Regions from separate parts of the Mus musculus genome. Here regions 1 and 2 are each linked to region 3. Evidence: chromatin loops called from intact Hi-C (ENCODE). Cell type or tissue: gastrocnemius. All regions are shown on one strand.

Region 1 (2,500 bases), 180 kb after region 3:
CTAACGCCCATCTGGAGCCGCCAAGTCTTCAGAGAGAGCAGCAGAGCAGAAGCTCAGGTCTTAAGAAACATTTTATTTTCCCAGGCCTCCCTCTTGCATGTTTTGAATGGCAGGCCTCTGAAAGGCAATGGCAATATCACTGAAAATAAAGAGACACCAGCCGTTTCTCATCCCCACAACCAGGATACACATTCAGCTGCAGAGGCACATGGAGTAGGTCCAGAGAGCCTCGACTTGCCTTCCCGTCCCAGGTTGCATGTCCCCTTCCCAGGGCTGTTGGCACCTGCCCTGATACCTCCCACCCTGCATCAGGACCTGTATTAAGGAGTAGTACAAAAAGCCAAACTCAGTATGACTGGTTGCCTTCAGACTTCTCCAAAGGATCCTACTTCTAAGTGACATGTCAGCTCCCTTTGCCTTCAAGACAAGGACAAGAACTACTGTCAAATCGCATCCAGTGTAATCAAAGAAAAACAAGGAAGAGGTTTCTGACCCTGGAGCCGCACAGTTTCAGAAGGCTATCTGCACCCTCCAGAATGCCAAACCCTAGAAACCAGGGCCTTATACAGCTATCCATGCCTTCGTCCAAAATACTGACTCTTAATACCATGGCCTCAGAGAGTCTCTGTAACCTTGTAAACATTAACCCTAGAGACAGACTTGGAGAGGCACCATGACCTTCTTAATGCTGACCATCAAAACCAAACAAAGCCTTAGGGGGTCCATCTGTGACCTCCGGAATACTGGTCCAGGAGCTTCCTAGCCTTGTTAATAGGGCCATGTCCTCTGAGATTTCACACCAGAGTGGTTCTCCTTGTCAGTACTAAAAAGCCATACAACAGACAAGCAGAGAAGACCAGCAATAGGAAGGATGGGCACAGTGGGCATCTCCAGACGGGCCCCAGTGTCTGTATTTAAACTCGGGAACTAGAAATTTTGTAACCCACGTAAGCAAACAGGTTTCAAGCCCTCTGCCTTCTTTCACTTGGGCTGGTTTCACTGCTTTACGACAAAAAAACTAAAGGCTGCAGTTCTGCAGGCGCCGCTGCCCTCTAGTGGTGAAGCACAGTTCTTCAGCTTTCTCCTGGAAGCCACCACTCCAGTCCAGCCTTACACACTAAGCACACAGCAGTGGAAAATGAAACCACAACCCTGTAATGCAAATTAATCCTACCAGGTTCCCGTAATTCAAACACAGAGTGAATGGAACCAACAGTTTGGGCACAGTGCTGGAGCTCCACATGCTGTCCCGGGGCAGGGCTCACCAGGGCCTGCAGCATCCCATCCATGGTAATGACACCCTCGATGGTCTGGAAGGAAGAGTGGGCCAAGGTGCAAAGGCTCCAGTCCAGAAAGCTGGCCATCTTTCTCTGCTTGACATCGGGACGTGTGATAAATCTACAGGGGAACGCAAACACACAGGAGATGCTCAGTAAGACTCCAATGCTGAAAGCTCACCCACATCCCACCACACACCACACACCACACACATTTCCTCCCAGTCATCTTAGATCCCTGAACAGGTTAGGTCAGATGCCTGCATCTCTCTCTCTCTCTCTCTCTCTCTCTCTCTCTCTCTCTCTCTCTCTCTCTCTCTCTCTCTCTCTCTCTCTCTCTCTCAGAAACCAAATCCCTGACCACCATGGCCCAGCAGCTGATTGCCCATCAGGATCTCTCAAAAAGTTACTCAGAGGCCTCACCACCCTACCTCCTTCCCTCCTGGGCCCCAACTAACCACCAGCTTTACAAATAGATGGGCATCGTTAACCCACCACAGCCAGGGAACATCTACATGCTTCTCAGCTCTGACTCCTTCCAAGTATCTCCCTTAATCTCAAGATATATCCTCCACAACCTAATCCAACAACCAACCCCGACCCAAGGACCTTCCTCTACCACAACCTCATGTTGCACAAGCCTGTTTCCTTCCACCCAACATCTGGCTGACAATGTGAACCCAGACCTCTGACTCAGTGACTCTAGACAGATCCTATAAGGGAGGAAACACACAAAGGAAGGGAAGGAGAGGGGAAGAAGAGTAAGGGGAAGAAGGAGGAAAAGAGGGGGAAAGGAGAAGGAAGGGAGGAAGGGAAGGTGCTGCGTCCCCAAAGGCAGCTCAAGGACAATCTCAAGGGGCCTTGCCCAGGAGAAGCTGAACAAGAAGAGACACAGCACAGCCAGTGGGAAAGATCTGTGTCGGGGAGGGGGAGGGGGGAGCTGACAGGAAATGTGCAGGGATAAGTACAGGGACCAGGAACCAAAGGACCCAAGCAGGCAAGTAGCAGGTTTATGACTGTCCTGGCTAGTCTCATGTAGGAGCATGGACAAGGCTGTGCCAGCAGGTAGCCAGAAGGTAGTTCCTTCTGAGTAGTAGAACTGTATGCCCAGAAGGGAGGCTATGAGTCCTGGGAACAGAGGGGTTCACTTTAGGGTATTCCACATGCAATACCCATTAGGGAGTCATACGAAGCACCAGGCACAGGAGAGTCAGCACTGGGAT
Region 2 (2,500 bases), 92 kb before region 3:
AACAATTATGTAATGTATTGTGAACCTAAATGACTATTTCTGATACACAATCTGGCCTAGGAACCAGTCATCTTCCTGTTCCCTCTGTGACTTCACTTCCTGAGCCTGAGGACTCAGAGGAACTTTTAAGTCCCTGCCTTTTAGTATGCAGCCTTCACTCAGTGGGTACTGTAGATATCACTAGCTGAGGCCGTGTGCTCTTCACCAGCAAGGACAGCCTATTTGCCTGGCAAGCACAGGGATATCTCACATAGCAATTAAAGCAAGAGTGTTTCCTCACAGGTGACAATAGAAAGACAACACTTAAGGACAGAGCAGAGAGCACACCCTTACACAAAGTGTGGGTGCTGTGAAGATCCTGTATTTCAGGGGATGACAGCTTTAAACATCAGTCTATGATTGGAACCATCTAGAAGACATGGAACTATGAAATGGTGCACAAGCCAGCAAGATATTTCATAATAAAACTACAAATACACAAATCTGTGACCCAGCCACACTGTTTCTAAGGATTAAAAAAATCAACATTAAATAATGCTCAAAGAAGAATATCCCAAACATTGTTACATACTAAATATCCATCTAATTATGTTTTATAAAAGCATGCAATAGAATACTAGCACACATGTAAAAAGAACTCACAGCTGCCTTTGTACCATATGAAAAGATCTCCAAGAAGACATCAACCTGAAAAGAAACAAGCAACTTGAAGCATGTAGTAGTGACTTCTTTGTGATGAGTCTGTACAGAAAGGAGAGAATGACATTGTAGCATGTGACCTGGAAAATTCATCTTAGCCAGGGTACAGGGCCGGGGTCAAATGCAGCAGATTGCATGGCTATATGTTCTTGATATGAAGAGAAGGATAGTTGGTCTCTGTGTGCCCCAAACTCAATCTAACCATGATAAAAACATCTAACAGATCACAGTCACACTGAACTCCTATGAATACCCAATACACTTGCATGGCCATCTCCAATTCAGAGAGTATGAGTAGGCATCCCAGTGCAGAGTAGCCAAAGAAACTGAGAGATCCAGTGAGATCCTGTGTGAACTCCTTGATAGAAAGAGGCAGAAAGGAATAGCAGGATGTGTGAAATATTGTGTTCTCAATAATGGGTCACTAATGGTGCTAAGTTTATGAGACATGTAGCAGAGAGGAGCTGCCTTTGGGGTGGTAAGATACCCATTCTATCTTTCCAAGCTCTTTGTAAATCTAAAACTACCCTTACAAAGCTAGTCTATTATTAAAGTGAAGGAAAGTTTTTAAAGATTAAAGGAATATGCAGAAAGGTATATGCACCTTGCTGTAATCTGCATAGTGGGTAGAGAGATAGCTTCACTGAATTTTAAGTGCTTTAAACTCTAGACAGAAGAAAGACACCAGGTGGTGCTAGAGGAGGTGGGAGTGAAGTGTACTTTCTTAGATACTAGAAACTAGAAACTTACCAATGATTTCCCTATTAAAATTTTAAAGTAAGGAGAGAGACTTGCCCTGGGACTTGTAGGGTAAAGTTCTTGGAACAGGCAAGGCCCACCTAAGGCTCCAAGTATGGTAAGCCACACCATTTTCTCTAGTTGTCCCTGGCTTGGCTTAGCCTTAGGGAGAGGGAAAATGTCCTCTCCCCTATTTACTGGAAACCTCAAGGCTAGCAAATGGCAACTTCCCTTTTCTGGGGAACCAGCCTCTGGGCAGGGCCCTTGATCTGCTTGCTCCTTTTGGCTTCCACCAGCAGTTGTCTAAACCTTCTGCCTCTAGAACCCTTCTTAAGACCAACCAGCTTTGAGAATCCAGTATCAAGGAGCCCCAAGCAGGAGGCTCTGTGTGAGCCACTGTAAGGGTGGCAGGTGTGCACAGACCAAGCTCTCCTCTGCAAAACTCATGGCAGACTCTCCCTAGAACCTCAGGACAGCCCAGTAAATACAACAACCAACATGACAACCACATACTACACTCATGATATGAAGGATCATCCATTAGCATTGGAATCTCCCCAAATTCTCTTGACCCCCAAGATGTGTCTTTTTGTCATTCTGGTTCCTCTTCCCCAGACCAGGACTGCCAAGCCCAGAGGGAATGACTATAGCACCCCCCTCCCCAGATGGCAGATTTTCAAACAACAGAGTTTCAAAACACTGTGGTATCTGAGCAGCTGGTGTGCAATGAAGGCTGAGCAAAGCTAAGTCCGGTGTACAAGCTTTCCATGAGCAGCTCTGGAAACTCTGGAAAGGGTGTTGGGGCCAGGGAGGGCAGAGTTCCAGGGAGGGGACCTGTACACACCACTTTCCTCCTGTTGAGTGCCTGAAATGCTGGACTGCTTGCAAGAATCCCCAAGCATCCAAGGCCACTTCTGGATATGCCAGAGCCATTGGCTATACACAGGAAGCTAGTCTCATCCATTATTGTGCAGAGAAGCAAGTGGAGTAGAGGGCTCTGGCAAAGGGCTTTCTGCTGACAATGTCTTCTAATACATCTACTTCCCCAAAGTAGGGTGTTGCT
Region 3 (2,500 bases):
ATGACTGAATGCATTCTGTCTGTGACAAGGACAGTATATAAAACTAAGGACCCCAGGTGGAGTGCCGGGAGATGACATCACCTCATTGTCCATGGGAAGTGAATGAGAATTCATGGCAATCAGGAGTAAGGCGCAGTGGAGTTTAGCTGGTTCTTTGGAAAGACGCGTTTTCCTGTAATATATTAAATAGGACATGTTACCTTCGTCATTAGATAACATAAATTCAAGCATTTTGTTTTTAGGAATGCTGGGTTATTTGTAGTGGGTTAAGACTCACTTTTTAAAACTAACCATATAACAACAGAAATAGATTTTGTCGTGTGGCTTTTTGCAAAGGCAGTGTGAACCACACAGCCTACTGCTCCTCTCCAGGAGTGAGGAATGTTAGTATCTCCATGGAGCTAGGTTTTTCCTGTTGGAACCATAGCAACCGACTACCCTCACAAAAGGACTGGCCTCCCCAAACATGGAGCCCCCGCACAAACATTGACTTTCTTCAAGGCAGTAATATTAGAGCAAATCCCTTGTCTTTGCCAAACACAAGATTCATTGTGAGAAACTTCCAGCATCCTCAGTGGGCTAGGACCCCCTTCATTACAGATTCGTGGATTCAGTCTCTCTCTTAAAATCTGACTTTCCATAAGCAACGTTTGTAACAGAATTCTGTTAATTTTAGCGTGCTTATGAAGAAGGACTTGTTGTTTTTGTTGGTGAGGTTCTGAGGAGGGGTTTATTCTCATGCTTGCCTTGCTCTGCAGGGATGGCCCTGGGGTTTCCTGGTGGTTGCAGATCTGTCTCAGGGTAGGAGGTATCACATTGTTGCAGATCTATCTCAGGGTAGGAGGTATCACATGACCTTTCTTGGTCATCTCCTCCTTTGCTTTTGTTTATGCTAATGGTTTTTCAAAATCTGGCCTTTGTTAACTGGTTTGGACTGGCCAAGTTCTAGAGATTAGTGCTGGAAATTAAACTGCTACTTCTTACGAACCTGGCAGGAGGATCAGGTTTGGGGTGGATCTTAGGAGCATGAGCAAATAGGGCAGCCTCGCATTGTCTTGTGTCTTGCTTTTCTGTTTTCAGTCATAGCATTGCTCCTCCTGCCCCCTGGTGTCTCTGTCTTCCCCAAGTGCGCCCCCCCCCCTCGTGATTGTGTGTGTGTGTGTGTGTGTGTGTGTGTGTGTGTGTGTGTATTCTCACATTTGGCTGGTTCCCTCAGGACTGACAACTTTCCTAAGCCGGTCTCAACTTCAAATACCAAAGAGATTTATTGTTTCAACTCTGTTCACATCCATTTTGCTTTGTGTGATTTTCTCAGTGGCATCAAGACTGTAACTCTCTGGTGATGTGATTCAGGTGTTGGTCGGCTCTCTTCCAGGAAGAATTCACCCTCCTTCAAGCCGCATTAGCGCCCTCTTCTGGTCTGAATGCCCTTGAATGGATCTGCCTTGGGCACCCCTGCTGAGCTTGTGTCACATTTTGCACAGTGCCCCAAATATCCAAGCCTCTGTAATTCTCCTGACCATAGGGCGAAGCTCAGCCCTCTTAGCCCAACAGTCGGCTCCTGTGGAGGAAGTCTGCACCCAGGGTTCTGCAGGCACTGTTGCTTTTACACAGTTCCCTTTGTAATCCTCTGGGGTGATTTTTGACTTTTAAGTTCTTCTGCTTTCTCAGTGCCACTCATTGCGTTGCCACTATGGGGGCATTGGTTTGTTTGTTTTGTTGGTTTATGTATTTATTTATTTTTTTACAACTTGCTAGTAGTATCTTTGAAGGAAATGATTTTGTAAAATACTTTAATATGTCCCCTGGGGATAAGGCATCCCAGTCCCTGAAGCCAAGGCCAGGCTGGATTCTTCATCCAGGACAACCACTTTCCCAGCCCTTTAGCCCAGAAGGACCTCTTTGCTTGAGTTCTGTGTCCCCTGCATGCAGTCTGCTTCTTTGGGTCTGATTCCTGTGCTCCATCCTACAGTAAGGGTCTGCTTCATCGCTGTGTGAAACCCTGGGCTGGTTCACTGTCAAGTAAGTCATTCCGTTTGTTTTCGTAGTTTTGTTTTTCCTTCAGTTTAGGCTGCCCCAGCTCTGGACTTTTGCGATGACTAATCATGACTAAAAGTTCTCTTGGGTCTGTGTTGAGCAATGAATGCTTGACCTGGGTTGGGTGTGCACACACCCAGATGTGGCAGACATTGTCAGTCACCTCGCACTGGTCAGCTAGCCTTCCATGAAGTATTCAGATTGAACATTTACTGACCAGTCATATACAAGTATGCTTTGTACTGCACCCACTTAAGCAGACTTTTGCACTCTCCTCTTTATTTTAATATAGTCCCAGATGCCTTATCCTAGGCGTTCTCTAATATCATCACTGAACATGGACGTTGCTTTCTATTTAACTCCCTTTTATTCCTTCAGCGTTGTCCCTGAGGTTTGGGTGGCCGTGTGGATTGACCTCGGCCTTCTTGGGGTGTTAAAGCACACTGAGCTTCATGCTGCCGAA

Evidence for each region. Peaks named below come from ENCODE experiments on the same cell type or tissue, not always from the same donor. Only the 100,000 strongest peaks of a DNase experiment are listed, where the experiment ranks them.
Region 1: it touches region 3 in a loop (4-fold over the local background); 3 of 42 quality-filtered maps call a loop at or near these places.
Region 2: a loop joins it to region 3, with 2.3 times the contacts of the local background. A loop is called at or near these places in 4 of 42 quality-filtered maps.

What each region holds. Positions count from the first base shown.
Region 1 is chr11:121,474,437-121,476,936 of GRCm38, reverse strand. It overlaps Tbcd (tubulin-specific chaperone d), which reads right to left. Exons shown (of 39, transcript NM_029878.4): 7 at 1,266-1,398. Among named protein-coding and RNA genes, the nearest start is that of Tbcd, 24 kb to the right of the region's middle. In gastrocnemius, a CTCF peak has its summit at 1,062 (motif pointing left); a DNase peak (open chromatin) is centred at 1,057.
Region 2 is chr11:121,743,319-121,745,818 of GRCm38, reverse strand. No RefSeq gene overlaps it. Among named protein-coding and RNA genes, the nearest start is that of Gm12589, 33 kb to the left of the region's middle. In gastrocnemius, a CTCF peak has its summit at 1,388 (motif pointing right); no DNase peak of the experiment used is centred here; H3K27ac peaks cover 666 bases.
Region 3 is chr11:121,651,714-121,654,213 of GRCm38, reverse strand. The region is part of intron 3 of B3gntl1 (UDP-GlcNAc:betaGal beta-1,3-N-acetylglucosaminyltransferase-like 1); the gene reads left to right. Among named protein-coding and RNA genes, the nearest start is that of B3gntl1, 20 kb to the left of the region's middle. In gastrocnemius, a CTCF peak has its summit at 1,412 (motif pointing left); a DNase peak (open chromatin) is centred at 1,423; H3K4me3 peaks cover 305 bases; H3K27ac peaks cover 2,191 bases.